Linked DNA regions of Homo sapiens: regions 1, 2 and 4 are each linked to region 3. A link is a contact called in ENCODE Hi-C or POLR2A ChIA-PET data. All regions are on one chromosome and are shown on one strand. The core of a region is the stretch at or near the end of the contact, and the rest is flanking DNA. Distances in the headings are between cores, read along the strand shown.

Region 1 (7,833 bases), core at 2,404-4,903, 2.7 Mb after region 3:
TATGATAAAATAATCATCATATATGCAGTCTGGTTTTGAGTGGAATGTCATTATGAAGCACATAACTATTATTTCCTATACTTGTGGCCTTCTATAAGTTTTACTTAGCCTTTCTACGCCTCTTTTCTTTTTTTGTGTGTGTGAAATTGGAACTTAAAACATCAACTTGAAAGTATTGGTGGGGCTGAGTGTCTCATGCCTGTAATCCTAGGACTTTGGGAGGCTGAGGTGGGGGGATCACTTGAGGCCTGGAGCCCAGAAGCTGGAGACCAGCCTGGGCAATACGGGGAGACCCTATCTCTACAAAAAAGTTTTAAAAATTAAAAAAATAATTAACTCAGCATGGTGGTGTGTGCCTTTAGTCCCAGCTACTTGGGAGGTTAATGCGGGAGCATCATTTGGGAGATAGGTTTCAGTGAGCTGTGATTACACCACTGCACTCCAGCCTGGGTGACAGAGCAAGACCCTTTCTCAAAAAAAAAAAAAAAATCCACAAAGTGTTGTCGAAATTTAAAATATTATAATAGATGGACAGGAGTAATCCTGGCAATATATTTTTAAATTTTTAAAAAGGTGACATTTGTTTTACACAATACATATTACCAAAACAAACAATCTAGTCATCTGTGATGTGCTTCTATGCCTGTTTTCTTTTCTGGAAAGTGGTTCTCCAATTTTACCTTTTCATAGTACCTTGTCCTTCTCCTTCCCAGCACTTACCCCATAATGTTAATTAAATGTTCTAATTCTTTTCTGGCCAAACTCCTAGACTATAACTGTTTTCCTAGCTAGATGCCTATCTCTATGAGATCAGTGACTTAAAAATTTACAGCTTTTCTGCACTTTCTAACACCGTCTTTTAACAGATAGATGTTCAATAAACGTTGGTGAAAACAATCAAACTCACACTTGTCTTGAGGAGAATTGAAATAGGCCAATGAATTGGCAGTGTGTCATTATGAGAGGAGAAAAATAGTTCAGAGCAGTCTAAGTTACGTTAAAGGTATGCAAAAATAATTTTTTTAAAAATTAAAGATATGGGGTCTCTCATCCAGGCTGGAGTGCAGTGGTGTGATCACAGCTCACTATGACCTTGAACTCTCAGGCTCAAGCAATCTTCTCACCTTGGCCTCCTTAGTAGCTAGGAATACAGTTGTGTGCCACCACGCCTGGCTAATTTTTACTATTTAAAATTTCTTATTTATTTTTATTTTTATAAAAAGATTTGTTTTTTTAAATTTATTTTTATATAATTTTTTAATTAAGAAAAGGATCTTATTTTAAATATAGATGGGGTCTTCTTATGTTGCCCAGGCTGGTCTCCAACTCCTGAGCTCAAGCGATCCACCTGCCTCAACCTCCCAAAGTGCTGGGATTACAGCCATGAGGCACCTTGCTTGAGCTTTAAACATTTTTGTTCAGACGGTCTCATTCTGGAGTGCAATGGTGCGATCTCGGCTCACTGCAGCCTAGACCTCCGCAGTTCAAACCTCAGCCAGGAACAGCTGGGACTCCAGGTGTGGGCCACCACGCCCTGTTATTATTATTATTTTTTTGACACGGAGTTTCTCTCTTGCTGCCCAGGGTGGAGTGCAATGGCGCAATCTCGGCTCACTGCAACCTCCGCCTGCCGGGTTAAAGCGATTCTCCTGCCTTAACCTCAGGAGTGGCTAGGATTACAGGCATGCGCCATCACGCCCGGCTAATTTTGTATTTTTACTAGAGACGGGGTTTCGCCATGTTGGTCAGGCTGGTCTCCAACTCCTGACCTCAGGTGATCCGCCCGCCTCGGCCTCCCAAAGTGCTGGGATTACAGGCGTGAGCCACTGCGCCCAGTCGCCCAGTTAATTTTTAAATTTTTAAATTTTTTTGTAGAGACAGCGTCTTGCTATATTACCCCGGCTGGTTTCGAATTCTCGGCCTTAAGCTATCCTCCCACTTCGGGCTCCCAAACAGGTGAGAGCTACCCCATTAGCCAGGCAGGCATTCAAACTTTATCAGGCCCAGAGGGACTTGAGTATGGTACTTCAGTTAGCACCATCCCATGTAGGTGGTGGTGGGGGTGGGGGTGGGGGGTAGGGGTGTGTGGCAATTGTTTAAAGGCATTTTGTTCTTTTCTTCCCAGTACCTGCATCACCCTTTATCTTCGTGTTCCTAAAATTTGTGATAGAAAGAACAATGTGTAGCCAATGGATAGCTTATGTTATTTTAGTGTCAATTCTTGGTATGTAGTTTAGCAAAAGCCTCTTCTTTTTTCCTTTAAAAATTCACTCGTGGCCGGGCGCGGTGGCTCACGCCTCTAATCCCAGCACTTTGGCAGGTCGAGGCCAGGAGTTCGAGACCAGCCTGGCCAACATGGTGAAACCCCGACTCTACTAAAAATACAAAAATTAGCTGGGCGTGGTGGCAGGCGCCTGTAATCCCAGCTACTTCGGAGGCTGAGGCAGGAGGATGGCTTGAATCTGGGAGGCGGAGGTTGCAGTGAGCCGAGACCGCGCCATTGCACTCCAGCCTGGGCAACAACTGCGAAACTCCGTCTCAGGAAAAAAAAAAAAAAAAAAAAAAAAAAAACCATAAAGAAAGAAAAAAATTCACTCGTAGCTGCTACAAGAAGTGTAATGGCTCATGCCTGTGATCCCAGTGCTTTGGGAGACAGAGGTGGGAGGATCGATACCTTTAAGCCTGGAGCTTCACAAGACAAAGAACTCAGTTGAAACTGCTGCTTATCGGATCACATATTAAGGGCAACTTGAATTGATGATCCCAGGTTGCCCTCATCAAACTTGGCCCAAATAAATTCTCCACTTATATTAACTTTGCCTCAGTTTTTCCTTTAGGTCGACAGTTATTTCTAAAGTTCTACAGATGGGTTTACCTTGTATTAAAATAAGGTGTGAGAAGGGCAAATGAAGCCAGAGGCTCCCAGCACAATCTTGCAACCTTCAGAGACTTCCAAAGGATCAGCATTAACTCCAATATTTAGCAGGAGTGCAGCTCTTCGAGATTCACAAAGTGTTAATCTGTTGCCTAGAATTCCAGAGAGTTGGAGGCGCCCAGTGTGAACTGTGTTCCGCCTAAAAGAAAAAGCGACCAGCCTAAGATCATGAGCGCAAGGGAGAAGCTTGAAGCCATGCGCTCTCAAGTACGCGTTTCCCGCTGCCCAGGTCTGCGGGCCAAGCAGCCAGCCACGCTGGCCCTCGTCATGCACGCGATCAGCTAGGCTCCCGCGCCACGTGGCACTGAGAAGGCGTCCACCGAGCGCCAGGGAGAAGGAGGCGGAGCCCGGCCTCAACCTCGCCCGTGTCCTCATGGGGGTTGTAGTTTTCCTCGCGGGGGTAGAGGGCACGAACTCCCCGGCTTTTGCCCGGTAAATAGCATCTCCTTCGTACGAGTCATTCAAATAATAGATGCAGCCTAGGTAGCTTCAAGAGAAGTTGGGAAGGGGAAGGGGGAAAGCAAGGAAGGCAAACCTAATAATTATGGGCGGGGCAGAGAACGGTTCGCACCCACTACGCATGCGCACATCAGGCGCGGCAGGTGGGCGGGGACGGAAAGGCGGTGACTAGAGCTGTGTTGTCCCCGGAAGTGCCTTCCCTCCCGGGTCTGCGCGGACGCGGCCTCCTTACCTCATTTGTCCTCGCCCCTCCCCGTCCCTCTACGCGTTTTGGTTCCCGGTTGGTGCTTCCTGTTCGCAGCTGCGGCAGTGAGTATGTGTGTGACGGACCCCCGCCGCCCGCGGCTCGGGACCCCTGCCTACCCTCCTTCTTGCCCGCCGGGCTGTGGAACTAGCGCGTGCCCCCTCGCCGGCCTCGACGTCTCCCGTCCGCCCCTCACTCGTGGCAGGGCGCAGCTCCTGGTCCGTCACCTGCGCGCCGCCCCACGCGGCCGGGCTGCGGGTCTAGGGGGTCCGCGTCTCCCTGGCTTTCCAAGGGCTAATGCCGTGATTCTAGAGCGGCTGGGCGTCTAGGGCCTCGGTGAGGGTGGCGTGTCTGCCCTTTTTATTTCCCCGCAAGGCCCCCAGTCTTCTAGGGAAGCCAGTCAGTGAAGCGCGGAGGTCCCGGCGCGCCGAGAGAGAGTCCAGTCTTTGAGGACCGAGTAGTCCTGGGCCACCTCCCGCCTCTGCTGTCAGAAGCAGCAGCTGCAGCAGTAGAATCCAAAATTTCGGGAGCTGTGACCCTTTCCTCATGTAAAACGAGTAGACTTGGACTGTGTTTACTAAGGCGCCCTTTATCCCTCCCATCCTGTGAGCGGACAGTTGCCTTCAACTTTTGGGAAGAGCTGCTGGTTCGGTGGAAAAGCTGTGGCTGGGAATCAGGAGGCCTGGGTTCTAGCCGTGGCTCCCCCACGGATTCGCTGGCGATTCCAGAAAGCTCTTATTGAAGCTGAATTTAAGATTATTTCAGATTGCACAGTTGAATTACGGGCTGCATTAGTAGGGCCTTTTTAGCTCAGTGAATAAGTTTCTCTGAGCTCCTTTCTCCAACTATAAAACGAGAGCGTTCAATTTGATGACTTTTCAGGTCCCCTCAGAAGCTCTTGACTTTGTGGTTTTCTTTTTCTTTTTAAAATTTTTTCTAGGACCGTTAGAGAAATGACTTCGTGTTTGAATAGTTAGGCTGTCGCATACAAAGACTTTTAAATGGATTGTGTGTATACTTAGGAAAGCGTTATGCTTTCAGGAGAATCTGAGCATGGGGAATAAAGTCAGGAAGGATCGCAAGTGAGGATTATATTAATATGATAATTAGCACGGTAAGAGACTGCATGACCGAAGGAAAAGGGCTAAGGGAAAGGTGAAGGAAATGTTTCCGGATAGGATTAGTTCTCGTAAAAATCATATATATATCCCAAGAAGAGCTGGGACTTAAGTGACTAAATTTAGCTTATTTTTTTTCCCCCACTGAAATACTGTGCTCTGTTTGTCTTTTGTGACTTTTGTTTTACACATTTGGATTCTCCATCCCAATCAGATTTGATTCAGAGTGGCCATCGCATTTGAAAAATGGACAGACATTTTAACCCTTTAGACAATTGTGTTTCAACTGTCCTGTCAGGGCAGCTTACTAAGAGTAAGAAAAATTTTACTTTGAAAGTAAAGTGTATTCATCACATTCCAATGAAAATTGGACTGAAAATGAGGCTGTGGATTTGATTTAAATCGGCCGGAGATGGATGCGTGTGTCATCAAGAAGGAACATCTAGGGAGGCTAAAGATATTTGGAAGTAAATAAGAGCAAAAGGTCAGAATGACCAGTAGGTAGACTGTGAGAGCAGAAGGATTGATTAAAGACTGTGTTAAGTAAATGCTGAAAGCTTAAATAAGCCTTAAGTTGTCTAGTTTAAAACAATTCAGTCAATGAATACTGCTCCCTCTTTTGAATGGTAATAGCCTTTGCAGTTATTCTATAGCTGTTTTATATTTGTTAAGGTATTTTAATTCTTAGATAAGTTTCATTTGCATGATATTTTAAGATGTTATATAGGAAACATCTTTTCTGGTCATGGGATTGATAGTTTTTGAGTACCAACTTGGGAGATTCTTAAATGGCAAACTGACAAACGTGTGTTTTCCTTACACCTAAAATGTCTCATTTAGTTTTTAAACTCTGCTGGGACATAAAATGGATATTTGTGAGGTAAATTTAGGTGTTAGAACCAATGCAAATATTGCAATGAAGGAAGGTTTTTCTTCAAAAAATCTTAATTTGAAGTTAACTTATTTGAAAATTTTATTTTGGGCCATGTGCGGTGGCTCACGCCTGTAATCCAGGCACTTTGGGAGTCCGAGTGGGGCGGATCACGAGGTCAGGAGTTCGAGACCAGCCTGGCCAACATGGTGAAACCCGTCTCTGCTAAGAATACAAAAATTACCCAGGCGTGGTGGCGCGTGCCTGTAATCCCAGCTACTTGGGAGGCGGAGGCAGGAGAATTTCTTGAACCCAGGAGGAGGAGGTTGCAGTGAGCCGAGATTGCGCCACTGCACTCTCACCTGGGGGACAGAACGAGACTCCGTCTCAAGGGGGAAAAAAAGAAATTTGTTTAAAAATTTTAGTAAACAGTTGGCTGAGAATCACAGAAATGTGAATCACTTCTAGCCGTGTTCTTAACCAGCTGCATAACCTTGAATAGGCTTCCTATCTCTTTGTATTTCAGTTTCCTGATGGGAAGATTGAGGAGTCTGTATGAGATAATCTGATTTTGTTACCTAGTTAGTATACTTGGGAATCATGTACAGGGATAAAAAAGCTGAGAAAGCCTTCTGAGTCAAGGGTGTGTGTGTGTGTGTGTGTGTGTGTGTGTGTGTGCGTGTGCGTGTGTGTGTAAAAAACATATATTGTCTTCCAAGACACTTTTTAAAAGGGTAAATTAAATTCATTTGAACGTAATTAAAGCAGTAACATTAACGAAAACAACCTTAGGCAGACCTTAACCCTGGCATACATAAACTACCTAAATAAGAGAGCACGTTATGCCCAGCACAATTTTCAAGTACAGACGGTACAAAATCCTCTTAAAGGCCATAGGGGCTAAATTGTTAAATTCATTTTTCTACATTTCAGGGAAAGAGATAAATCCTTTGACCCAAGGAAGTCAGTTTTTATTATGGTTCTGTAGTTTATTTTTGGCATACATTCACAGGTGTGCCTATGGCTCTATTCTTAATCCCTTTCCTTTGGGATGGCTGCAAGAGTAGTACAAACTTGTAACTTTGTAATTTGGCTTTTTAATTTTTTCTGTGCTGCACTGGAATTATGTTTTGTCTTAAGTCCACACTGGATCCTCAGGATGGATCCAGTGAGGATTTTGAAAGAAGCATAATTCCTTTGACTTCTTTTAGAATTAATTTACCTATTAAATAAAAAGGAAAGGATTCATCTTTTATTCGAATTCCTCTGAGGCTAACAATTCAATATAAACTGATGAATGCTGTGAGCATTATTCAGACAATCACATTCAATTTGTGTGACAGTAACAGCATAGCCACCTGAAGGACAGTGCAACAAGGGCACAGGTATATGATACCCTTTAGAAGAAAAGCATTACAGGTGGGTTTATTTGTTTCTGGAAAACAAACAACTCCAGTAGGAATGTAGTACATTTTTGGCTCTTGTCCATTTGGTTTTTGGGATTAAGGTGGTTCTATTACCAGAACTACCACCACAACACCCTGGTATTTTTGGGCAGAAATTTGGGACACTAAGAAAACAACTATTTTTTATTTTATGTGTATAGCTGTTAGTGGAAGAAAGAATAAATAGGCATCATTATTGCTCTTTAGGCTGTCCCTGATTTTGGACACACACTTATTTTTTCAGGGCTCTCATTTTAATCAGTAGTCCATCAGTACCTAATGGAAACATCTACTGTGTAGAGTTTTGGTTGCTGATGCTAGAATTTAAGACTTTGGAGTAGTCGAAAGACAACAGAGAAATTCATCTCATAATTTTTGTATTTTAAGCACATACTAGATTTATCAGGGCTGAAGAACAAATGCCCGATGGTGTAGTTCATTTATTCATTTATGAATTCAGCAAACGTTTGTAGCTGACCCCGAAAATACCAGTTACCCTGTTTGGCTTTGGTGATTCATTGTTTAGCAGAGTGCATATAGTTCCTGCCCTCCTGGGATTTGTGATCTGCGTTTCTTGGAAATTTATATTGAATAAGTAATTATAAATGTGATGAGTGTTTTGACATGTAAAGTACTTATGGAAGCCCATAAAAGGGGCTCTTAATTTAGCCTGGTTGCAAGTGATTTTGAGCTGAGTTTAAAAGATGAAGGCTGAGGAGGATTTAATATGCTCACAGTAGAAAGTAAAGTGTTTCACTTTA
Region 2 (7,817 bases), core at 1,999-4,498, 2.0 Mb after region 3:
GTTTATAAAAGAAATAATTACAAAGTAGGGGAATAGAGGCTACAGAAACCATGGGGATGGAACAGAAATCAGGACTAGTAAAGGCAGAACAAGGCTGAGCAACAGTGGCTCACACCTGTAATCCCAGCACTTTGGGATGCCAAGGTGGGAAGACTGAGTGAGCTCAGGAGTTCAAGACTAGTCTAGGAAACACAGCAAGATTCCACCTCTACAAAAAATGTTTAGAAACTAGCCAGTTGTGGTGGCGCACGCCTGTTGTCCCTACTCAAGAGGCTGAGGTGGGAAGACTGCTTGGGCCCAGAAGCTCAAGGCTGCAGTGGGCCATGATCGCACCACTGTACTCCAGCCTGCTGGGCAGAGCAATGTTCTGTCTTAAAAAAAAAAAAAAAAAGGCAGAACAAGTATTGCTTCTAGAAGTGCCAAAGAAGATAGGAGACAGAGATTACCAGAACGCAGAATCCAGGTATATAATACATGCTACCCTGAGAGGTGAAGGGATAAATATTCTGACCTCCTTCTCTGGCCCTTCAATCCAGAGGGCCTAAGAGTTCTTTATCTGGGGCAAAGAGCCAGGTAGAAAAGAGTAGAGGATGGATCTGGAGAGGTAAAGAAAAGATATCCAGCCCAGATTTCTTTTAACTTTTTATAAAATTAAATACATGAGCCTGGCGTGGTGGCTCACGCCTATAATCTCAGCACTTTGGGAGGCCGAGGCAGGTGGATCACTTGAGGTTAGGAGTTTGACACCAGCCTGACCAACATAGGGAAACCCCGTCTCTATTAAAAATACAAAAATTAGCCAGGTGTGGTGGCGGGTGCCTGTAATCCCAGCTACTCGGGAGGCCGAGGCATGAGAATTGCTTGAACCTGGGAGGCAGAGGTTGCAGTGAGCCGAGATCATGCCACTGCACTCCAGCCTGAGCAACAAGAGCAAAACTCTGTCTCAAAAAATAAAAAAAAATTAGGCCAGGCACAGTGGTTCACACCTGTAATCCCAACACTTTGGGAGGCTGAGGCGGGTGGATCACAAGGTCAGGAGTTCAAGACCAGCCTGACCAATACGGTGAAACCCTGTCTCTATTAAAAATACAAAAATTAGCTGGGCATGGTGGCAGGTGCCTGTAGTCCCAGCTACTCAGGAGGCTGAGGCAGAAGAATTGCTTGAACCCAGGAGGCGGAGCTTGCAGTGAGCTGAGATCGCACCACTGGACTCTGGCCTGGGCGACAGAGCAAGAGTCCATCTCAAAAAAGTAAAACCTTACACAGAAACCTGAAGTCCCACCCTCCATAATCCTGGATCCTTCTCTCCAGAAGTAATCATCTTTGTTATCAGTTAGGTGGGGTTTACTGTTGGCCCTTTCTATATAGAGAGAGAGACATATCACAGTAAAATACAGAGAAGTGTTTTATGGAGTGCTATTCATTTAACATGAATGGTATTACTCTACTACTTTGTTCAATCTTTTTTTTCCCCCACTATTTTCAGTTCAGTTAGAAAATAATGTTCAAGGGCCAGGCACAGTGGCTCACACCTATAATCCCAGCACTTTGGGAGGCTGAGGTGGGCGAATCACCTGAGGTCGGGAGTTTGAGACCAGCCTGACCAACATGGAGAAACCCCATCTCTACTAAAAATACAAAAAATTAGCCAGGCGTGGTGGCATATGCCTGCAATCCCAGCTACTCGGGAGGCTGAGGCAGGAGAATTGCTTGAACCCGGGAGGTGGAGGTTGTGGTGAGCCAAGATGGCGCCATTGCACTCCAGCCTGGGCAACAAGAGCAAAACTCCATCTCAATAAAAAATAAAAAATATATATAATGTTCAAAGCCTGGTGCGGTGGCTCACACCTGTAATCTCAGCACTTTGGGAGGCCAAGGCAGGTGGATCACTTGAGCCCAGGAGTTTGAGACCAGCCTGGCCAACATGGCGAAAACCCGTCTCTACTACAAAATACAAAAAATTAGCCGGGAGTAGTGGCACCCACCTGTAGTCCCAGCTACTTGGGAGGCTGTGGAGGGAGGGTCACTGGAGCCTGGGGAGATCGAGACTGCAGTGAGCCAGGATCATGCCACTGCACTCTAGCCTGAGTGACAGAGTGAAACCCTGTCTCAAAACAAAAACAAAGAAAAAGGAAATAATGCTCAAGAAGCCAGGATGAGATGGATGGGCTTGATTCTCCTCGGTTGTTTCTACTCCACCACAGTGGCTCTCAGAACACACCCTGCCCTTCATGTGCATTAGCATCACCTAGGAACCTGTTTAAAATGAAATCTGCAGGCCCCACCCAGTGAGGTGAATCAAAAGCACTGGTGGGGGTGTCCAGCTTTTAAAGTCTAAGAACCACTACTCTACCTCCTGGTACTCAAAACTTTCTTCACCATCACCTGATGCCTTGCCAGAAATCGGCATTTTAACAAGATCCCCCTGGTCTACCTCAGGGCCACAAACCATAAGCCCCAATCCATAATGCTTCGCACCCATCCACACAGTGTCTGAGTGGTTTCTGGGAATGGGAAGTAGGGGAGGCCCACTGAAAGAGCAGTGGTTTTTCTCTCTTTGAATATGAATCTATCACTTACCAATCCTGTGGGAAAAACAGCACTGCATGCCCTAGTTAGACAAGAGTATGTTGTGTGTGTGACAGAAAGCACACAACTACCATTAAACTGCCATGGAAATTTATTCCGCTTAGATGTCACTGTTATGTTATAAGCTATTTTTCTTTTAAAATAAGGGAATTTCAATTTTAACCCCAGGCATAATAAAATTAACAAGATTGTCTAACCTTTGTTTGTATTGCTAATATTGTAGCAGGAATCTGTCACCTTAAAACAAACCAACCAAGGGGATATACCTTACCTTCTCTGCTCGAACAAGGACACCTTCACCAACATCTAGCCCCCACTTCCATGCAGCAGCCCCCATCTCCATACAGCATGGAGGAAGGAAAACTATTTCCAGTATTCCACCTTTAACTTCCTGCTGCCTCCCTCAAAGACTCATAGATTTTATTTCAAAATCTGAACCCGAAGGCCCCTAACTCCATCTCTCCCTTTGCTTCTCTCTCATTTTCCTCCACTGAGACTTCTCTGGTCTGTGGTACTGCAAACATGTCGGCTCTTCCAGCAAATCTACAGGTGAACTACGTACATATTTATGCCTAAGAATTGTACTGTCTCACTGCTCATTCCAGCTTGACTCAGCCTAACACAACGATGTGCTTTTTTAAGGCACTTCCAGTTTCACTTCTAGCTCCTACCAGGCTTCCGCCCCGCCCCAATGCAACATAGCCCCCTCAGTTTCCCAGACCCAGGAAGTAGCAAGGTCAATTCTGTGAGGCCCATATCCAATTTGACTTGCCTCTCTCTTCTTAAAGCAATCTTGGAATTAAAATTTCTAAAGCCCCCTTTCAATTTAATAACTTTTCTTCCATAGAAACAAGAGGTTTTAATCAAGCCTTAAAAATAAATTTGAGCCTTGTGTTTTTAATCACATAGCATTGGGAAAAATAATATAACTATTCTACCAAATTTCAAAAGGAAACATGTTTACATCTCAAATGTGCTACAAAAAGATCCTGGTATGGTAAAACTAGTTTGATTTCGACTCCCACCCCAACCTTTTTTAAACTTCTCCAACACAGTTCCAGAATAACTTGTCAAAATCACTTCTGAAGCGGTAATCCCAGCTACTCCAGAGACTGAAGTGATCGCCTGAGCCCAGGAGTTCCAGGCCAGCCTGGGCAAAATAGTGACTCTTATCTCAAAATAACAAAACAAAACTCACCCTGTCAATTAGACTCAAAAGATGTATAGTACTAACTAAACATTCCAGAGTCAAATTGTAACTTCAGTTTTTATCTCAACACAGAATTTATGAGTTGCACATAAATTTACTTTACTTCTTTTTAGAAATGGAGTCTTGCTATGTTGCCTGGGATGGTCTCAAACATCTGGCCTCAAGTCATCCTCCCACCTCAGCCTCCCAAGTAGCTGGGATTACAGGTGAGCCACCGCATCCAATTTACAAATTCACTTTAAAAAGTCAAATCTTTTCACTTCTTGCTTTGCTTCTTGGATTTGTTTGGGGAAGAGGAATGTTTCTTTTTTTTAGCAAATAATGGTAGCTTTTACTTGAAGCTTTAAAATATCAATTTTAAAAAAACAATTTTAAAATAACAATTTGTTTTCAACTATATATGCAGTTTTAATAAAAATATTAGATAATTCGATTACAAGAGTTCTTGACTTACATTCCTGCCATTAGCAAAGACAGTCAACAATGTCTTAAGAGCCACCAAACATATCAATCTCTAGATATGGTCTAAACCTAAGGTTATTTTAAAAACTAAGAACAGTGAGTGTGTAGAAACTCTTCAATTATCTGGATTAATCAGCTTTTATCCTGCCTGTATAGAATCAATGTCTTCCTCCTATGAATTCCACAGTTTAGTAATTATGAAAGGCAGAGAATTCATTTTTCCTTCCTAGGTATCCATAAACCAAGCTTCTCTAACCCATAGCCCAGGATGGCTTTCAATGCAGCCCAACACAAATTCATAAATTTCTTCAAGTGTATTTCATGTGTGGTCCAAGACAATTCTTTCAACATGGCCCAGAGAAGACAAAAGATTGGACATCCCTGGCCAGCAGTTAGCAGCACTCAAAGAAAAAACAGGCCTTATTCCAAAAGTTCATATAATCTGGCTTTGACCTTAGAAGCCCATTTTGCCATAGATCATTTTCTAAATGGTACGTTCCCAGGATGGCCCACCAATACCTATTAAGCCCACAATACAGATGAGATACTGAACTACCAAGCCCAGCCAAGAAGTTTTTCTTCATCTGTTTAAGTGCCCAAACAAGCACTCAGTTAAGATCTAATGTTGAGAATCACAGAGCATGGGATCTTTTCTAAGAAGTAACTTAAATATGCCTGATTTATAGAGAATCCAGGGCTGGGTACGGTGGCTCATATCTGTAATCCCAGCACTCTGAGAGACCGAGGTGGGTGGATCACCTGAGGTCAGGAGGTGGGTGGATCACCTGAGGTCAGGAGTTCAGGACCAGCCTGGCCAAGATGCTAAAACTCTGTCTCTACTAATAATACAAAAATTAGCCAGGCGTAGTGGCACATGCCTTTAATCCCAGCTACTCGGGAGGCTGAGGCAGGAGAATCACTTGAACCCAGGAGGCGGAAGCTGCAGTGAGCCAAGATCACGCCATTGCACTCCAGCCTGGGTGACAAGCGCGAAACTCCATCTCCAAAAAATAAATAAACACAATAAATAAAAAAATAAAGAGAATCCAGTGCTGGGCACAGTTGGGGGTGCCTATAGTTCCAGCTACTCAGGAGGCTGAGGCAGGAGGATCACTTGAACCCAGGAGTTCAAGTCCAGCCTGGACAACATAGTGAGACCCCATTTGTAAAAATAAATAGCTGGGCGTGGCAGCTCATGCCTATAATCCCAACACTTTGGGAGGCCAAGGCAGGCGGATCACCTGAGGTCAGGAGTTCAAGACCAGCCTGGCTAACATGGTAAAATCTCGTTTCTACTAAAATACAAAAAATTAGCCAGGCATGGTGGTGCGCACCTGTAATCCCAGCTACTTGGGAGGCTGAGGCAGGAGAATTGCTTGAACCTGAGAGGTGGAGGTTGCAGTGAGCCAAGATTGCACCACTGCACACCAGCTCGGGCAACAAGAGCGAAACTCCGTCTCAAAAAAGATATTAAATAAATAAATAAATAAGTGTACCACTCTGATGTACCACTCTGATGCAGGTACTCCTACTCCTGATGTGACCAAGTAATGAATGATTTAAAAACTCAATTTTTGTCCAGGCGCGGTGGCTCACACCTATAATCCCAGCACTTTGGGAGGCTGAGGCAGGTGGATCACAAGGTCAGGAGTTCAAGACCAGCCTGGCCAAGATGGTGAAACCCCGTCTCTACTAAAAATACAAAAAAATTAGCCGGGCGTGGTGGCAGGCACCTGTAATCCCAGCTACTCAGGAGGCTGAGGCAGAGAATTGCTTGAACCTGGGAGGCGGACGTTGCAGCGAGCTGAGATCATGCCACTGCACTCCAGCCTGGGCAATAGAGCAAGACTCCATCTCGGGAAAAAAAAAAAAAAAAACCCTCAATTTTTAAAACCCTAGCACAGACCGGGCGCGGTGGCTCACACCTCTAATCCCAGCACTTTGGGAGGCCAAGGCGGGCGGATCACGAGGTCAGGAGATTGAGACCATCCTGGCTAACACGGTGAAACCCCATCTCTACTACAAATACAAAAAATTAGCCGGGCGTGGTGGCGGGCGCCTGTAGTCCCAGCTACTCGGGAGGCTAAGGCAGGAGAATGGCGAGAACCTGGGAGGCGGAGCTTGCAGTGAGCCAAGATCACGCCACTGCACTCCAGCCTGGGCGACAGAGCAAGACTCCGTCTCAAAAAAAAGAAACCCTAGCATAGTAATTCAGAACTTAAAAAACAAAGTTATTTCTCAGGAGAGACAAAGGCAAAACAAAAGACTGCAAATTCTCTTCATCAGCTAAAATAGTGATCAACTTTGCTTATATTCAGTCTTTTGTTATCAAAACTACTTGCTGTGTTTTCGGAGGCTATCTGTAAAGTAAGATGCAGTAAAGCATGACGGCTAAAAATACAGATTCTGGAATTAGACTACCTGGGTTCATATCCCAGGTAACACTCCTAATAGCTGTATCATCTCCAGCGAGTTGTTTAACCTGTGTGCTCCAGTTTCATCTGTACAATAAGTATAATATGAGTCCCTTAGGGGACTGCAGTGAGGATTAAATGAATTAATCCACATAAAATACTTAGAATAGAACCTTAAATAATAAGCACACAATAAGTGACCACTATTATCTAGATATTTAAAAATAGGTAGAATTTAGAAAAGGAACTGAAGGGAAAAGAGGCATTATAGGCTGAAGTAACAATCAAAGGAACAGAGGTAGAAAAATCACACACAGGGCCGGGCGCGGTGCCTCACGCCTGTAATCCCAGCACTTTGGGAGGCCGAGGCAGGCGGATCACCTGAGGTCGGGAGTTCAAAACCAGCCTGGCCAACATGGTGAAACCCCATGTCTACTAAAAATAAAAAAATTAGCTGGGCATGGTTGTGTGCACTTGTCGTCCGAGCTACCCACTCAGGAGGCTAAGGCAGGAGAATTGCTTGAACCCAGGAGGTGGAGGTTGCAGTGAGCAGAGAGAGCACCATTTCACTCCAGCCTGGGCAATAGAGTGAGACTCTGCCTCAAAAAAAAAAAAAAAAAAATCTTATTACTATTAATGCAATTGTGATGTTTTTGCAATCCCAAAAATGCATTTGTTCTGCTAACACTGTCATGATCTATCATTGAACTGATGCATATCTGAATTATCTCTGAAATCCTCACTGTGTCTAGTACATAGTAAGCATTCAACAAATGTTTACCAAATTATTATTAATATTAGTAATTATTAATCATTATCTTTTTGTGTGTGTGTAAGACAGAGTCTCCCTCTGTCACCCAGGCTGGAGTGGAGTGGCATCATCTCAGCTCCTGCAACCTCCATCTCCTGGGTTCAAGCAATTCTCCTGCCTCAGCCTCCCAAGGAGCTGGGATTACAGGCGCCCACCACCACACCTGGCTAAGTTTTTGTATTTTTAGTAGAGGCAGGTTTTCACCATGTTGGCCAGGCTGGTCTCGAACTCCTGACCTCAGATGATCCGCCACCTTGGCCTCCCAAAGTGCCGGGATTACAGGCGTGAGCCACCATGACCGGCCTCAAATCATTATTTTTTAGTGGCCAAC
Region 3 (7,192 bases), core at 3,425-5,924:
TTTCTCATACAAACAATATACCGAACTCAACCCAACTGATCAACAGAGAGCCTTGGGCTGCTGGGAACTTCTCTAGATCAGTGAGGTGTATGGCTCAGACACAGAGCTGACACACAAAATGTGCCTATCCCTGGCAGTTTCTTTGGGAGAATCTGTGCTCAGAAACACTCAGGATTGTCTGAAAGATAGATACAGCAGGAATGGAGTCCAGTGGATAGGTCTCTAAGAGGAGCTCTCACTCCTTTCATAAGAAGACAGGAGGCCAAGTGCGGTGGCTCACGCCTGTAATCCCAGCACTTTGGGAGGCCAAAGCGGGCAGATCATGAGGTCGAGAGATTGATACCATCCTGGCCAACATGGTGAAAGCCTGTCTCTACTAAAAATACAAAAATTAGCTGGGCGTGGTGGCATGCGCCTGTAGTCCCAGCTATTCAGGAGGCTGAGACAGGAGAATCACTTGAACCCTGGAGGCAGAGGTTGCAGTGAGCCAAGATCACACCACCGCACTCCAGCCTGGGCAACAGAGCGAGACTCCGTCTCAAAAGAGAGAGAAAAAATAAAGGAGACAGGAAGAGACCCTGGGGAGCTCTCAGGGATAGACCAGGCCTGGTTCAGCTGCTGAGTTGCAACAAGGCCAATTAAATAATTGGTGTGATGGGGAAAGGAGGGAAGCCACTCCTTTCAGGCAAACTCCCACCAGAGACAGGAGGCTCCATGCAGCTGTGACAACAGCAGCAGCAATAACAGGGCAGGGATCTCCTCCTCTTCCTCCCACTAGCTGAGATCTAATGCTTAAATTAGCACCTTGGAAACACCCAGATCTGCTGGCTGCCTTCTCTCCCAGTTCTGCCACGCCCCCAGGCCTTCTTTTCAAGCCTGAGTTTCTCTTTCAATTAAATAATTAAAAAAATAAAGATGTGCTCCCCCTAGAGTTTATCTTTCCAAGTAGGCAATGGCCTCTGGATTCTTCCCATCACTATGGGATGGGGAGAGTTATTTGATGATGGCGCCCATGTGACAAGCCTCTATCCATACAGCTTGGTCCAGAAAGGGGCAATGATGATGACACCAGCGTTGCCTGGCTCCCTTGAGGCTTAATGAGTCAGCCCCTACTCTGCCCTCAGTGGAGGATCACACTAAGAGAGTGAGCAAGAGAAACAAACTTTGACACACTGTGGGCTCAAGGGCAGGGTCACATCTGTGTCTGTGTTGCTAACCACTCTATCCCTAATACTCAGTTTAATATTTGGGACAGAGCAGATGCTCAATAATTATTTGGTAAACCAATTGCTGAATCAATGATATCAGGTCTCTGTGGTATTCTTTAGAAGGGAGAGTGAGGAGCTATTGTTTAAACTTTAAAGAGATAGTTTGTCTTCATCTCATAAATGGAAAAACAATCGAGGAAGGAGGAGAGACTTCCTAGAGGTCTCAATAAATGGCAAAAAAATGAAATAGGTCATAGCTAAGTCTGAGCCTGGGACCCTGGTTTTTATGGCCTATCCAAATACCCTTAAAGAGCCACTTTGCCCTCTTTTTTGCCCTTTACCTCTATGATATGCTATCTTGATTTTTTTTTTTTTTTTTTGGAGACAGAGTCTTGCTCTGTTGCCCAGGCTGGAATGTAGTGGTAGGCACACGGCTCACTGCAGCCTCAACCTCCTGGGCTCAAGCAATCCTCCTGCCTCGGCCTCCTGAGTAGCTGGTACTACAGGCATGCAGCACCATGCTGAGCTAATTTTAAATATTTTTGTAGAGATGGAGTCTCACTGTGTTTCCCAGGCTGGACTATCTTAATTCTTTATGCCCCAAAATGAAGACTCCTGAAGAAACATCACACAAGATTCTGCTGGTCTCAACAATACACAGGGTATTTAAAGGGTTTTGAGGTGCCTCTGGAATACAACCTGGGGACAGAGGTCAGGAAGCGGGGCAATGTCTATGACCCTCAAATGAGGGATGACTATATTGCTATTTCCATAAGGCTCTCACTCAAACTCAATAAAGTATTCTCAGGCCGGGCATAGCAGCTCACTCTTGTAATCCTAGCATTTTGGGAGGCCGAGGCAGGCAGACCACTTGAGGTCAGGCATTCAAGACCAGCCTGGCCAACATGGCGAAACCCTGTCTCTACTAAAAATACAAAAATTAGCCATGCGTGGTGGCAGGGGCCTATAATCCCAGCTACTTGGGAGGCTGAGGTAGGAGAATCGCTTGAATCCAGGAGGTGGAGGTTGCATTGGGCCAAGATCGTGCCACTGCACTCTAGCCTGGGTGACAGAGAGGGACCCTGTCTCAAAAAAAAAGAAAAAAAAGTATTCTCTTGCACAAGGGTGACTTTAGCAGTTAAAGGGGTCTGAAGGCAGTCAGAGCTTTTCTAAGTGCCTCCTTGCCACAGATGCTTCTCCAACTCCAGGGCCACACAGACCGGAAGCAGCTCAAGAGTTCTCTACCCAGCCAAACCACTATTCAGAATTTCAGGCAATAACAGAAGCACCAAGGACAACTGAGAGCCTGGTGGCTCTATTTCTTCTCCCCTTTCCTTGAACAGCTATTTCCTTCCTTTTTGAGAACCCCAGATGGGTGACAAGAAACAACTCATTGCTTCCTTTTCCTGACACACTTGAACCTCCTCTTCCTTCATCCACCCTCTATTTTGATTCTTGATTAGATGCTTAGAACTGGAAGGGCAATCTCGTTTGACAAGCCAGGTTAGCTAGAAAGAGAACTCAGAAAGGAAAATTATCTTCAGCCAGCCCAAAGTCCTTCTTTAAGTTCATGGGATGGACTTCTCTCCAGGATTTTCTGGCTCCCAAATAATCCAATGATGGCATGAGGCTAGGAAAAAGTCCTGCAACACCTCTCTCCGGTTTAATATTGTATGCTTCTGTAAAACTTCTTTGTTTTGGCTCTTAGAACTGTCTAAGCAGTCATGAAAGGGGGAAAAAGCCTTTGTCTCCTGCTAAGTGGCCACTAATGATTCTCTCTACCATCCCTCAAAAGGTGTGACAAAAAGGTGGTGATGGGTCCCTGCCGAGGCCCATCTTGGCTGCTGTAATGGGTAGGTTACTCGCCCAGGAAGCTACAAAGCACATCTGTCAGCCAGGGGGTTATAGGCCCAAGGGTAGACCTGTTTCTGGCCACCCTGCCTAACACAGAAGCAGAACTTCAGAACTTGGAGAACTCAGCTCTGCTCCAGCCAGCACAGCTCAGAGAAATGGGGCATCCACACTTTCGGATTTGTAGCCCACCTTGCCTCCTTCCAATTCCAGCTCAGGCTCCAGGGGGATAAAGCGAACACAGCCTAGACATTCCCTCTCTTCCCCCCTCACTATACGAGCTGGCTAGGCCTCCACGTCTCCCACCCGGTTGCCTGACAGACAAGCGAGGTCAGGGAGCCCCCTGGGCGGTGGCCAGCAAGCATGGTCTCCCTTAGGCCTAGCCTCGGTGCACCCGAGTTGCCCTCCCCCTTCCATTCCCTCCGCGCCAGCAGCGATGACATCATTCCTCCCTGACTCCGGGACCGCGGACAGGCGGCAGGATCCGCGCCCAGCAAGGACTTCAGGCACGTAGGCCTAAGATGATGGGGGCTCTTCCCAACCAGTGCGCACAGGCAGCTCCAGCGCGACCCCACTTCCTCTCCCGTCGGTTCCCGAGCACTCTCATCTGCACCCCGATTCCCCATCTGGTCGCCGCGCACTCTCCTTCCCGGTTTAGATGCCCCCAGCCTGGTCTGCCTGCGCTCCCCACCGGAGAACGGAATTCCCAGGTTCTGCACCAACCACCTTCCCCCACTGGGTCCCTCGCCCCGGCCCAGCGTTCCTGTCCGTATATCCAGCGGACAGGCGGGCAAGCCCCTCCTCTTCTAAAAGCTGATTCCCAATCTCTCTTAGCCTGACGGCTCCCCCGCCCTAAGCATCACAGGCCTCTAGGACTAAACGCCTCCCCACCTCCCATCCCAGACCCCTGGGCCTGCCGCCGGCGGTGCCCCATGGCAGTTCCCTCGCCAGTCCCTGCTATGGGCCTCCACTAGCGGTGTGCACCTTTGTGCCCCCTCCGTTCCATCCGACGGTGCCCTGCTTCCACCGACGGTGCCCTCCGCCCTTACAGGTCCCTTTGCTCTCATCCAGCATATTCTCCCACGGTTTTCTTGTCCTGCAAGTCCCCGTCCCCCGGCAATACGTTTTCAGGGATCTCTTTGCCCCATCCGATGGCGCCCCTCCGCACGATCCCCCCGGCCTGATTCCCTCCCTCCCCCTCAAGCGACGCCCCCTCCGGCCTTGGCCTGCCCGCCGCCCGCCCCCTCACCAGCGGCTGCATCTCCGAGTGCGCGGTGGGCACCTGGAACCGGTCGATCTCCTCCATCATGGTGCCGGCGGGCGAGCGGGCCAGGGGCCGGGCGCGGCCGCGGACGCCGACAGGACCGCGCGGGGCGGCGGCCCCAGGAGCCCGGCGGGTGGTGCAGACTAGGCCTCCCCGGACCACTCGGGCGGGCAGGGGCCGGGCGGATGCAGGGGTGGGCGGGGGCGAGAGGTTCGCAGACTGGCTGAGGCCGGCGTGACTCCGTGGGCTTGCCTAGCACTACCGCGGCTGTGGCCGGGCCGAGCCGCAGGTCTTGCCTCGCCTCCTACTCCGCTGCCGCCTCCTGTCAGCAGCTCAGCCACTGCGGTGACTCGGCAACTCCACTTCCGGGTCCGGGACACCGCCCGGATCTTGCATTATTCATGAGGAGGCGGTGCCTGGGGACCCCAGCCCCACCCACATGCGGGAGTTCCGAATGCGCGCGGCCGCCCAGCTGTGATTCCTGAGGGGGCGGGGCTTAGTGGAGACTCGCTCGCCGCGCGCCCAACCCCGCCTCCTTTCCGGGCCGGCTGGGCGCGCCGAAGCGCCTGCGCCTTGGCTGCTGGTCGGTTGCTGGGTAACCGCGTCAGGGAGTTGGATTCTATCCTGCAAGGGCACGGGGACCCACAACGACGGCTGTCCCTAAAGAACCGTTGCGACTGGTAACTGAAGTGGAAGAGAGTCCAGATTTCTTGTGTGTGGTCAAGGAGACGGACAAACTTTTTGTCTTCAGACGAGGGAGCGTTTTGTAGGCTCTCCAGGGGTTGAGATGATTCCTGCTTCTGCGAAGGCTCCCCATAAACAGCCTCATAAGCAGGTAACGTACGCACACCTTCCTTCTGATGACCTCTGACCTTCGTCGTCGCCAGTGACCACTAATCATACCTCTCCTACTGATCCTTGATCTTTTCTCTGTTGACCCCAGCCTTCTCACCCCCGTGACCTCTGGTAAGTGCTCCCACTGACCTCTGACTCTGTCCTACTCTTTCCCACTAATCCCGGCCTCCTCTCCCATACTACCCCAATCCACCGTTTCTTACCTCTCTCCTTTTATCCACCATTCCCATCTCTTCACTTCACTTTACCCCATGGACTCATTCTGACCAGTCTATTCTCCTTAACTTCCCCATCCCCATTCCCACGAGTCCCTTCCTCCTTGTTCTCACATTCTTGTCCCAAAGGAATTTTTCTTTTTCTTTTTCTTTCTTTCTTTCTTTTTTTTTTTTTGAGACAGAGGCTCGCCCTGTAGCCCAGGCTAGAATGCAGTGGCGCCATCTCAGCTCTCTGTAACCTCTGCCTCCTGGGTGCAAGCGATTCTCCCACTTCAGCCTGACGAATAGCTGGAACCAAAGGCATAGGCCACCACGCCCGGCTAAATTTTGTGTTTTTGGTAGAGACGGGGTTTCCCCATGTTGCCCAGGCCCGTCTCTAACTCCTGAGCTCAAGCGATCCTCCTACCTTGACCTTCCGAAGTGCTGGGATTACAGGCGTGAGCCACGGCGCCCAGCCTCAAAGGCATTCTTTATCCAACCCTTTGCTGTGTGCCTAGCTCCAGGCTAGGTGGGAACACAGCTCTTGCTGTTTGGGAGCCCACAGAGGGTGTGCAAGAGAACTAAACAGAATACAGGACAGGCTATGTGCAGGAGTGTGATTTTATTTTCTGTGCTGGGAGATTTATGAGGAGAGAAAGGGCAGGCAAAGAGGAAGAGGAGAGAGGCCCTTTTCTCATCCCTGTCCTCACCCCCACAGTGCACAACCCAAACACTCTGCCCCAACTATTTCTAGAGCCTCATATCTCTCTCTTCCCTGCGAGCCCCTGGTCCACTCCTATGATTCATTCAGCTATGTGAACATTATGCTCTTATTACCACCTGGACAGATGTCATCCCTTCTCACAGGAAACCCGAGTCATCCCCCACTTAACCCACTGAGCACAGAGTTCTGCTTTCTTCCTCAGCATCACCACGGAAGGCAAGGCAGTCCCAGTTTCCCAAGGAGTCTTCTGTGGTGAAGCAACTCAGTCCTTCAGGAACTTTTTCCAAACCCTTTATGAATTACCACTCAGGCTAATGTGTAGTTTCTAGCTCTGGAAAGCAGGACTTCTATATATTTATTCCAGATTTACCCCACTCAAGTCTAGGTACATTGAGGTTTAGAGAGCCAATCTCCATGCTACTTATGACTTTGCATATTTTGGTCTGGCCACCTCCATGTTAGCCTTTGCTCCTCTGCCTCTTTTACCTGGGCTTCTGTAGCAGATGGACCTGACTTTCTTAGGTCTCTGCAGCCTTGGGGAAGCTGCTAGTCCCATATGAACATGCCCTAATTTTATGTTGGGGTTGGGCTTTACGTTGAAGTTCATGTACTGTGTTTGAGCCTCCTGACCCTATATTTACAGGCAGTTTGCTTTTATTTATTTTTTATTTTTGTATTTTTTATTTTTGAGACGGAGTTTCACTCTTGTCACCCAGGGTGGAGTGCAGTGGCGCAATCTAGGTTCACTGCAACCTCCACCTCCCCGATTCAAGGGACCTGCCTCAGCCTCCCAAGTAGCTGGGATTACAGGCATGCACCACCATGCCTGGCTAATTTTTTTTTATTATTTTATTTTATTTTATTTTTGAGACGGAGTCTTGCTCTGTCGCCCAGGCTGGAGTGCAGTGGTGTGATCTTGGCTCACTGCAAGCTCCGCCTCCTGGGTTCACGTCATTCTCCTGCCTCAGCCTCCCAAGGAGCTGGGACTATAGGCGCCTGCCACCACGCCCAGCTAATTTTTTTGTATTTTTGGTAGAGACAGGGTTTCACTGTGTTAGCCACGATGGTCTTGGATCTCCTGACCTCGTGATCTGCC
Region 4 (7,843 bases), core at 961-3,460, 2.1 Mb after region 3:
CAGGAGGCTGAGGCAGGAGAATGGCGTGAACCCAGGAGGCGGAGCTTGCAGTGAGCCGAGACCACGCCACTGCACTCCAGCCTGGGTGACAGAGTGAGACTCCATCTCCAAAAAAAAAAAAAAGAACATTTATGATTAATGGGAAGAGGTCACCATATCAACATTAACAGGAGTTGGGAAGAAATTAATTCCAACCCTCATGGATGACTTTGAGGGGTTCAAGACTTCACTCGTGGAAGTAACTGCAGATTTGGTGGAAACAGCAAGAGAACTAGAATTGGAAGTGAAGCCTGAATATGTGACTGAACTGCTGCAATCTCATGATCCAACTTGAATAGATGGGGAGTTTCTTCTTACGGATGAGCAAAGAGAGAGTGCTTTCTTGAGATGGAAGCTCCTCTTGGTGAAGATGCTGTGATCATTGCTGAAATAACAACAAAAGATTTAGAATATTCCATAAACTTTGTTGATAAGGCAGTGGCAAGATTTCAGAGAACTAACTTTGAAGGAAGTCCTGCTGTGGATGAAATGGTATCACACAGCATCACATGCTACAGAGAAATCTTTCATGAAAGGAAGTGTCCATCGATGCAGCATTGTTGTTTTATTTTAGGAAATTGCCACAGCCATCCCAACGTTTAGCAACCACCACCCTGATCAATCAGCAGCATGGAGGCAAGACCCTCCACCAGCAAAAAGATTATGATTTGCTGAAGATTCAGATGACCATGTTAAATTAAGTTTAGCATAAAGCTGCCTCCTTATGCATTTTAAGTTCAGACTAACAATTTATTTCTTTCTCTCTCTCCCTTTCTCTCCCTTCCTTTCCTTTCCCTTCCCTTCCCTTCCCCTCCCTTCCCCTCCCTTCCCCTTCCCTTCCCCTTCTCTTCCTTTCTTTCTTTTCTCTCTCTCTTTCTCTCTTTCTCTTTTTTTGAGACGGAGTCTTGCTCTGTTGCCCAGCCTGGAGTGCAGTGGCACGATCTCTACTCACTGCAACCTCTGCCTCCCAGCAGAGAGAATCAAGAGATTCTCCTGCCTCTACCTCCTGAGTAGCTGGGATTATAGGCTCGCGCCACCAAGCCCGGCTAATTTTTTGTATTTTTAGTAGAGACAGGGTTTCATCATGTTGGTCAGGCTGGTCTCGAACTCCTGACCCCAAATGATCTGCCCCCGCCCCCCCACCAAAGTGCTGGGATTATAGATGTGAGCCTTTGCACCTGGCCTAACAGTTTCTCCATACATAGTGAATTGTAGACAACTACAATTGTAAATGTGTAAAGAGACTGTAACCTTGTAACAAGTAGCGAGTCTCAGTCAATCACAGCAGCGGAGTTTTGGCCAATCACAGGTGGCCAACTGTTTAAACAGTGCTCAAAATAGTCAGAGGTTGAGTTGCAACCAATCCAGCTGTTTCCATACTTGACTGCAATTTCTGTAAGTCATTTTCCTTTTTCTGTCCATAAATGTTATTTGAACATATGGCAGCCCGAATCACTCTGAACCTATTTTGGTTCCAGGGATTACTGGATTTTGGACTCATTCTTTGGTCAATTCAACTCTGTAAAGTTTAATTTGTCTAAAGATTTTCTGGGCCGGATACAGTGGCTCACGCCTGTAATCCCAGCACTTTGGGAGGCTGAGGCGGGAGGATCGCTTGAGCCCAGGAGTTCGAGACCAGCCTGGCCAACATAGCGAGATCCCGTCTCTACCCACAAATAATTTAGCCAGGCGTGGTGGCGCGTGCCTGTAGTCTCAGCTACTGGGGTTCTTATTCCTCGTGGCAACACATTTTGGAGAGGGGGAGGTATTCCTGTCTTTGCTGGGTGGGAGAACGGCCAGTGGGCAAGGGAGGACGAAAATGAGAACTGTGACTGCCAGAGGGCACGTCAATTTTAGGAAGAGAACGTAAGAAAGTTGGGTTCTGTGGAGACTTGGCATATCCACGCCACCTGGAAAATCATCACGTGCCCTCCGGGGCAAGACCAAGGCCTCAAGTCACCCCTCGCAGCCCAGTGGACCTCCCGGCCATCCCTTTCACGGCTCCACAGCGACCGCGAGCCGTTGCCCCGGTGAGAACCCCCCGGCACTGTGCGCGCCCCCGCCTGCCGTGCGCGTCCGCTTCCCTGGGATCCGGCGCCGCGCGCGCCCCCGCCGCGTCCCCGCCCCTTCCGGCCCGGGAGATTTGATTCCCTTGGCGGGCGGAAGCGGCCACAACCCGGCGATCGAAAAGATTCTTAGGAACGCCGTACCAGCCGCGTCTCTCAGGACAGCAGGCCCCTGTCCTTCTGTCGGGCGCCGCTCAGCCGTGCCCTCCGCCCCTCAGGTCAGTTCTCCCGCCTGCCCGCCGCAGTCGCAGTTGATGGCTGGGGTCTGGGCTGTGCGGGGCGCAGCGGCCCAAACCCAGTTTGCTCCTGGCTCTCGGGAGACTGGAGGATTTCATCGGAGCCCCGCGCTTTACCAGCCCTGTTCCCTGGATAAGATATTTGACCTTTCCGACCCGCGGTTTTCTTCTCCGTAAGTGGGGATAATGACCGTGTCTACTTAACAGGGTTATTGAAGAGGTGTTCAGGCTAAGCGTTTGCCACCTAGGAGGCTGCGATAGACGTGAATTCCCATTTCCCGTTTCCAGTTTCCGTGACTCTTCCCCGCGAAAAAAGTTGACAGAAGGGTTTCGAGTTTTTTCTGTTTGTACAACTCAGTTTACTGGGGCAGTGCAATAAAAAAGGAGATGTGTTATCACTACCTTTTCAGAGTCCAAATCCATCCTCTCCTATCATCTCCCCAGAGTAGTGGCTTCAGAGGCTCACACTAAAAGGGGAATTTTTTTTCTTTTTCTTCAAGACGGAGTTTCGCTCTTGTTGCCCAGGCTGGAGTGCAATGGCGCGATCTCGGCTCACCGCAACCTCCGCCTCCCAAGTTCAAGCGATTCTTCTGCCTCAGCCTCCCGAGTAGCTGAGCTTACAGACATCCGCCACCACGCCCGGCTCATTTTTTGTATTTTTAGTAGAGACGGGGTTTCACCACGTTGGCCAGGCTGGTCTCCAGCTCGTGTCCTCAGGTGATCCGCCCGCCTTGGCCTCCCAGAGTGCTGGGATTACAGGCGTGAGCCACCACGCCCGGCCTAAAAGGGGAATTTTCACCGAATGCTGTATCAGTAATAGGAGCAGCAGGATTGCTCCCACCAAGAAACCTGGTGTAGGGTTGTGGGAGCTGGAAAGGGTAGACTCAGGGAAGGCTGCCCAAGAGAGGAATCAGGTCCCTAGCACTTAGGACGGGTAATTACCTTTGGTATTTCTCCTTTGTTAGTGGAATGAGGTGAGTATCAGGAGCCTGGATTGTTGTTTAGAGGCCAGTGTTCCTAACTTTGGTTTAAATTTTGGTTTCTGTTTCCCATGGAGTCTGGCTAGAAAATCAGAAAAATCAGAAAAGCCCTTACTGGGCCTTCGTGGGCTTGTTTCTCCCAAGGGTCTGTCCTTTCTGTGTAACTACTGTGGACCAACTAGATGGGCAGATCAATCCCAATGAGTGCCTCATTGTTGGTGCTCCCAGAAGCCTTTGCAAGGGAGCAGGGCAGGATGCTAATTAAATGTGTTACAGGCCACATTATAAACCATTCTGAGCCCGGCGTGGTGGCTCACGCTTGTAATCCCAGCACTTGGGGAGGCCGAGGTGGGCGGATCACTTGAGGCCAGGAGTTCTAGACCAGCCTGGCCAACATGGCGAAACCCCGTCTCTACTAAAAATACAAAAAAAAAAAAAAAAAAAAAAATTAACCGGGCATGGTGGCGCATGCCTGTAATCCCAGCAACTGGGGAGGCTGAGGCACGAGCATCTCTGGAACCCAGGAGGCGGAGGTTGCGGTGAGCCGAGATCTAGCTACTGCACTCCAGCCTAGGTGACAGAACGAGACCCTGTCTCAAGCAAATAAACAGACAAAACCCAAAAAACCATTCTGTATTCTACTTCCTGTTTGAAATTATCCTCAGCATCAGTGTCTTTCCAAGCTCTGTAGATAAGGTAAATGTATTTATGCGGCAAGTAATAGAATAGCCCAAATAATATTGTTAAAAAATGCCCCCAATTTGTTGCTATCCTTTAAAATTTAACCATAAACGTCTTCTCATTATCCCAATTCCTTGCTCTTCTGAGAAGTTAAAGACCCCAATTATAGGCCGGGCGCGGTGGCTCACGCCTGTAATCCCAGCACTTTGGGAGGCCGAGGCAGATGGATTGTGAGGTCAGGAGTTCAAGACCAGCCTGGCCAAGATGGTGAAACCCCATCTTTACTAAAAATACAAAAAATTAGCCGGGCGTGGTGGCGCACACCTGTAATCCCAGCTACTTGGGAGGCTGAGGCAGAATTGCTTGAACTCAGAGGGCGGAGGTTGCAGTGAGCCGAGATTACGCCACTGCACTCCAGCCTGGGCAAGAGAGCAAGACTCCGTCTCAAAAACAAAAACAAAAACAAAACCCAATTATATATACCCCCAATTCTTCTATTTATTTAGTCAAGCCCAGAAGGGCACTCAGGTGTCTGATTGGGGTCTAATTTCCTTCTTCATTATTCACAGTTGAGAGGCTGTCTTCCGCGTTGACTGATAATATACCTCCTTCAGCAGCTACAAAGTTGGGTTACTCTGTTCTCAAGGCTTTTCTGTATTCTATATTAACAAACTCTAGAGGATAAACAGGGCACATGAGAATATTTAGAACCAGCTCCACATTCACAAAGATTTACAAATCAAGTATAATCTGCTATTAGTGTAGGAGTTTGTAATGTAAGCACCAGTTTTCTCACATTGCAGCAACAACGATATTCCCTTGATTCAGTAGCTATAATCTAGGCCCACATTGGTATTACTCATCCAAAGACATGATGTAATTTGAGAGAAGCGGGTAGATAGAGAAAATGGAAGAAAGAAAGAAAAAAAAAAGTGCATGGCTTCAGTCTTACCTTAGTTGTTAAATAAACAACTTGCCCATCTCTGCTAGTTTTCCAGAGGCCATGACTGGGATGTTTATAACTCTTTTGGGAGAAGTCTATTAAGTTAATTATGACACTCTTAAATCCCTAATCTGGGAAGTGAATTCCAGCATCTTACAAATTGCTTTCTCTTTCTGAGTGACAATTTGAAATAGCCCAGTCCTTTGCATGGAATGTAAACATGTGCATTCAGATTTATAGTCCAGTGTTCCTCCATTTCCATTCTCCTGCTCTCTTTTTTCTTCTGTATCAGGATTCCAAAGATTTCTGAGCCTTAGGTTGACCTCTATACTTTTACTGTTTTTATTGCCTTTTGGAATTTCTTAGTCCTATGGTTCCTGTTTGTTTTTAGGATGAGGTTCCAGTTTATCCCCACATTTGCCCCACTGACAAATGCCCTTTAAAATATTTCTGAATTAGTGTTGCTGTTTAAAGTATTTAATCCTGTGCCTTCAGGTGCCCAGTGAGAATAAATTTGTCCTCTGTGATATCTCCTTGCCTTGAGTAACTTTTTCTACTCCAGTGGAAGCAGAATGTTTCATTTTCTATCAACAGTTTTCCCTCAGTACTGGGACCTGACCTTGCTTCTTCTAATGTTTGCCTACTGTGTTCATGCAGATTTCGTTAGGTTAAATGTTCAACCTACTTATTAAGTTGGGTCCAGTGTGATCTCTTCCTAGGAAATGGCTTAATATTGTTTATTTTATCAGAATGTCGTTTTGCATGTTATCTTTTTGTGTGCTATTTCTGCTTTGATGTTGAAGACTGAACCTTGTTTTTTAAAGCTGATTTAATTTTTTTCTTGAGTGTCGATATTTTTCCTTCTAAAGCTTCTGCTCTAGTTTTCTATTCATTGACCAAATTTTTTTTGTTTGTTTTTGAGCTGGAGTCTCACTCCTGTCGTGCAGGCCAGAGTGCAGTGGCGTGATCGCGGGTCACTGCAACCTCCACCTCCTGGGTTCAAGCGATTCTCCTTCCTCAGCCTCCCTAGCAGCTGGGATTACAGGTGTGCATCACCACGCCCGGCTAATTTTTGTATTTTTAGTAGAGACGGGGTTTCTGCATGTTGGTCAGGCTGGTCTCGAACTCCTGACCTCAGGTGATCCACCTGCCTTGGCCTACCAAAGTGCTAGGATTACAGGCGGGAGCCATTGTGCCCAGCCGTTTTTTACTTGCTGATAATAATTTTCTTTTTCTCTCCAAGTAAAATGATTCATGGAATCAGTGTTTCAGGCATAGAAAAATGATATTTTTAAAATGTCCTTTGTGGCTTTTGGGGTTTTGATAAGTTCATTCAGAATTTTTTCCACCTCAATTTTAAGAAGACTACTCATCATTGTATGAAGGGCCTTCTCTTATTAAGCTCTGTCTTCCTTTATAAGCTCACCACACTTCTGAGGTTGAACTCACACTCTAGGTCTTCCAAATTCATGGCCATTATTAAGGCTTAGTAACATGCTAGTCACTCAGTTCTGGATAAGGGCAGGGTGAAGAACAGAGAATTTGAAGGTAGTTTACGTGGCACCTGCCACTCATCAGTTTGAGGCTTAAACAGGCTTGCTTGGCCAGGGCGATGGCTCACGCCTGTAATCCCAGCACTTTGGGAGGCCAAGGAGGGTGGATCACCTGAGGTCAGGAGTCTGAGACCAGCCTGGCCAACATGGCGAAACCCCATCCCTACTAAAAATACAAAAATTAGCCGGGTATGGTGTTGTTGTTCGCCTGTAGTCCCAGCTACTTGGGAGGCTGAGGCAGGAAAATAGCTTGAACCTGGGAGGCGCAGGTTGCAGTGAGCTGAGATCGCACTACTGCACTGCAGCCTGGGCACCAGAGCAAGACTCCATCTCAAACAAACAAACAAACTAGCCAGGAGTGGTGGCATGTGACTCCTGGCCTCAAGTGATCCACCCACCTCAGCCTGCCAAAGTGCTGGGATTACAGGCGTGAGCCACTGCACCTGGCCTCGACTAGATTTTAATTTTTAATTTTTATTTATTTTTTTGAGACACAGCTTCGCTTGTTACCCAGGCTGGAGTGCAGTGGCATGATCTCGGCTCACCGCAACCTCTGCTTCCCGGGTTCAAGTGATTCTCCTGCCTCAGCCTCCCTAGTAGCTGGGATTACAGGCATGGGCCACCACGCCTGGCTAATTTTTTATATTTTTAGTAGAGACGGGGTTTCTCCATGTTGGTCAGGCTGGTCTTGAACTCCCGACCTCAGGTGATCCGCCTGCCTCAGCCTCCCAAAGTGCCGGGATTACAAGTGTGAGCCACTGCGCCTGGCTGTTTTTTATTTTTAGTAGAGACAAGGTCTTGCTATATTGTCCTGGCTTGTCTTGAACTCCAGGCCTCAAGCAATCCTCCTGCCTTGACCTCCCAAATTGCTGGGATTACAGACATGAGCCACCATGCCCAGCTATCTTTACGCTTCTTCCTTTTGCCACTCCTAGCTGTAGGTTTGGTATGGGGAAGACCTTAGCTATCTATGTTTTCAACATTTCAAATATTTGTCTTTTGCTTTTAAGTCTTTACAACTGTTACTGATTTTGTATGGTGTGAGATAGAGATCCAATGTGTTTTTTTTTTTCCTTCACCTCATGGCTAATCAATTGTCCCAGCTCCAGAGCTGCATTTCCATCACCTGTTACCTCTAAAAGCAGCCTCAGTTCAGTACCTGTCAACTTTTACTTCCTCTAGGATCTTTGCACCTAAATTCCCTCTTTCTGGAATATTCTCCGTCTATTTCTTTGTGGGCTATGACTGTTAAGGCCTACAGACCAAAGACCACATCTGTAGTAAAAATCATTAGATGTATTTAGTTTGCTGCGCAAGAGAAACCATACTCTTGAGAATTTTGGGT

The links. Hi-C counts contacts between places; a loop is a spot of excess contacts on that map. ChIA-PET counts read pairs that join two places held with the same protein, here RNA polymerase II (POLR2A). Pooled maps may share reads with other maps.
Region 1: a loop to region 3 is called in a map of naive thymus-derived CD4-positive, alpha-beta T cell, with 23 times the contacts of the local background. The contact joins the promoter of ZCCHC7 here to the promoter of FAM219A in region 3. A Hi-C loop is called at or near these places in 2 of 168 maps with a recorded cell type or tissue (naive thymus-derived CD4-positive, alpha-beta T cell and vagina) and 6 of 50 pooled maps.
Region 2: a pooled map shows a loop between it and region 3 (6-fold over the local background). The contact joins the enhancer-like site here to the promoter of FAM219A in region 3. A Hi-C loop is called at or near these places in 2 of 168 maps with a recorded cell type or tissue (ascending aorta and tibial artery) and 10 of 50 pooled maps.
Region 4: a loop to region 3 is called in a map of naive thymus-derived CD4-positive, alpha-beta T cell, with 15 times the contacts of the local background. The contact joins the promoter of MELK here to the promoter of FAM219A in region 3. A Hi-C loop is called at or near these places in 1 of 168 maps with a recorded cell type or tissue (naive thymus-derived CD4-positive, alpha-beta T cell) and 7 of 50 pooled maps. POLR2A ChIA-PET finds 5 or more read pairs at or near these places in 1 of 52 experiments (AG04450).

Annotation. Positions count from the first base shown.
Region 1 is chr9:37,116,921-37,124,753 of GRCh38, forward strand. ZCCHC7 (zinc finger CCHC-type containing 7) reads left to right here and starts at 3,654. Exons shown (of 9, transcript NM_032226.3): 1 at 3,654-3,703. It overlaps LOC105376034 (a long non-coding RNA gene), which reads right to left and starts at 3,480. Exons shown (of 3, transcript NR_188580.1): 1 at 2,876-3,480. RefSeq lists an enhancer at 3,316-3,395.
Region 2 is chr9:36,467,868-36,475,684 of GRCh38, forward strand. It overlaps a transcript of RNF38 not described here. Among named protein-coding and RNA genes, the nearest start is that of RNF38, 72 kb to the left of the region's middle. Within about 2 kb of position 3,249, at least 30 of the 41 ENCODE cell types and tissues checked have a DNase peak (open chromatin) inside an H3K27ac peak, as active enhancers do; they include ascending aorta, where a contact is called at or near this core.
Region 3 is chr9:34,453,896-34,461,087 of GRCh38, forward strand. FAM219A (family with sequence similarity 219 member A) reads right to left here and starts at 4,675. Exons shown (of 6, transcript NM_001184940.2): 1 at 4,309-4,675. The coding sequence starts at 4,368. DNAI1 (dynein axonemal intermediate chain 1) reads left to right here and starts at 4,910. Exons shown (of 20, transcript NM_012144.4): 1 at 4,910-5,158. The coding sequence starts at 5,111. RefSeq lists enhancers at 2,841-3,341, 4,473-5,013, 4,576-4,870, 4,967-5,036 and a silencer at 4,347-4,596.
Region 4 is chr9:36,570,685-36,578,527 of GRCh38, forward strand. MELK (maternal embryonic leucine zipper kinase) reads left to right here and starts at 2,211. Exons shown (of 18, transcript NM_014791.4): 1 at 2,211-2,323. RefSeq lists an enhancer at 930-1,429 and a silencer at 2,013-2,292.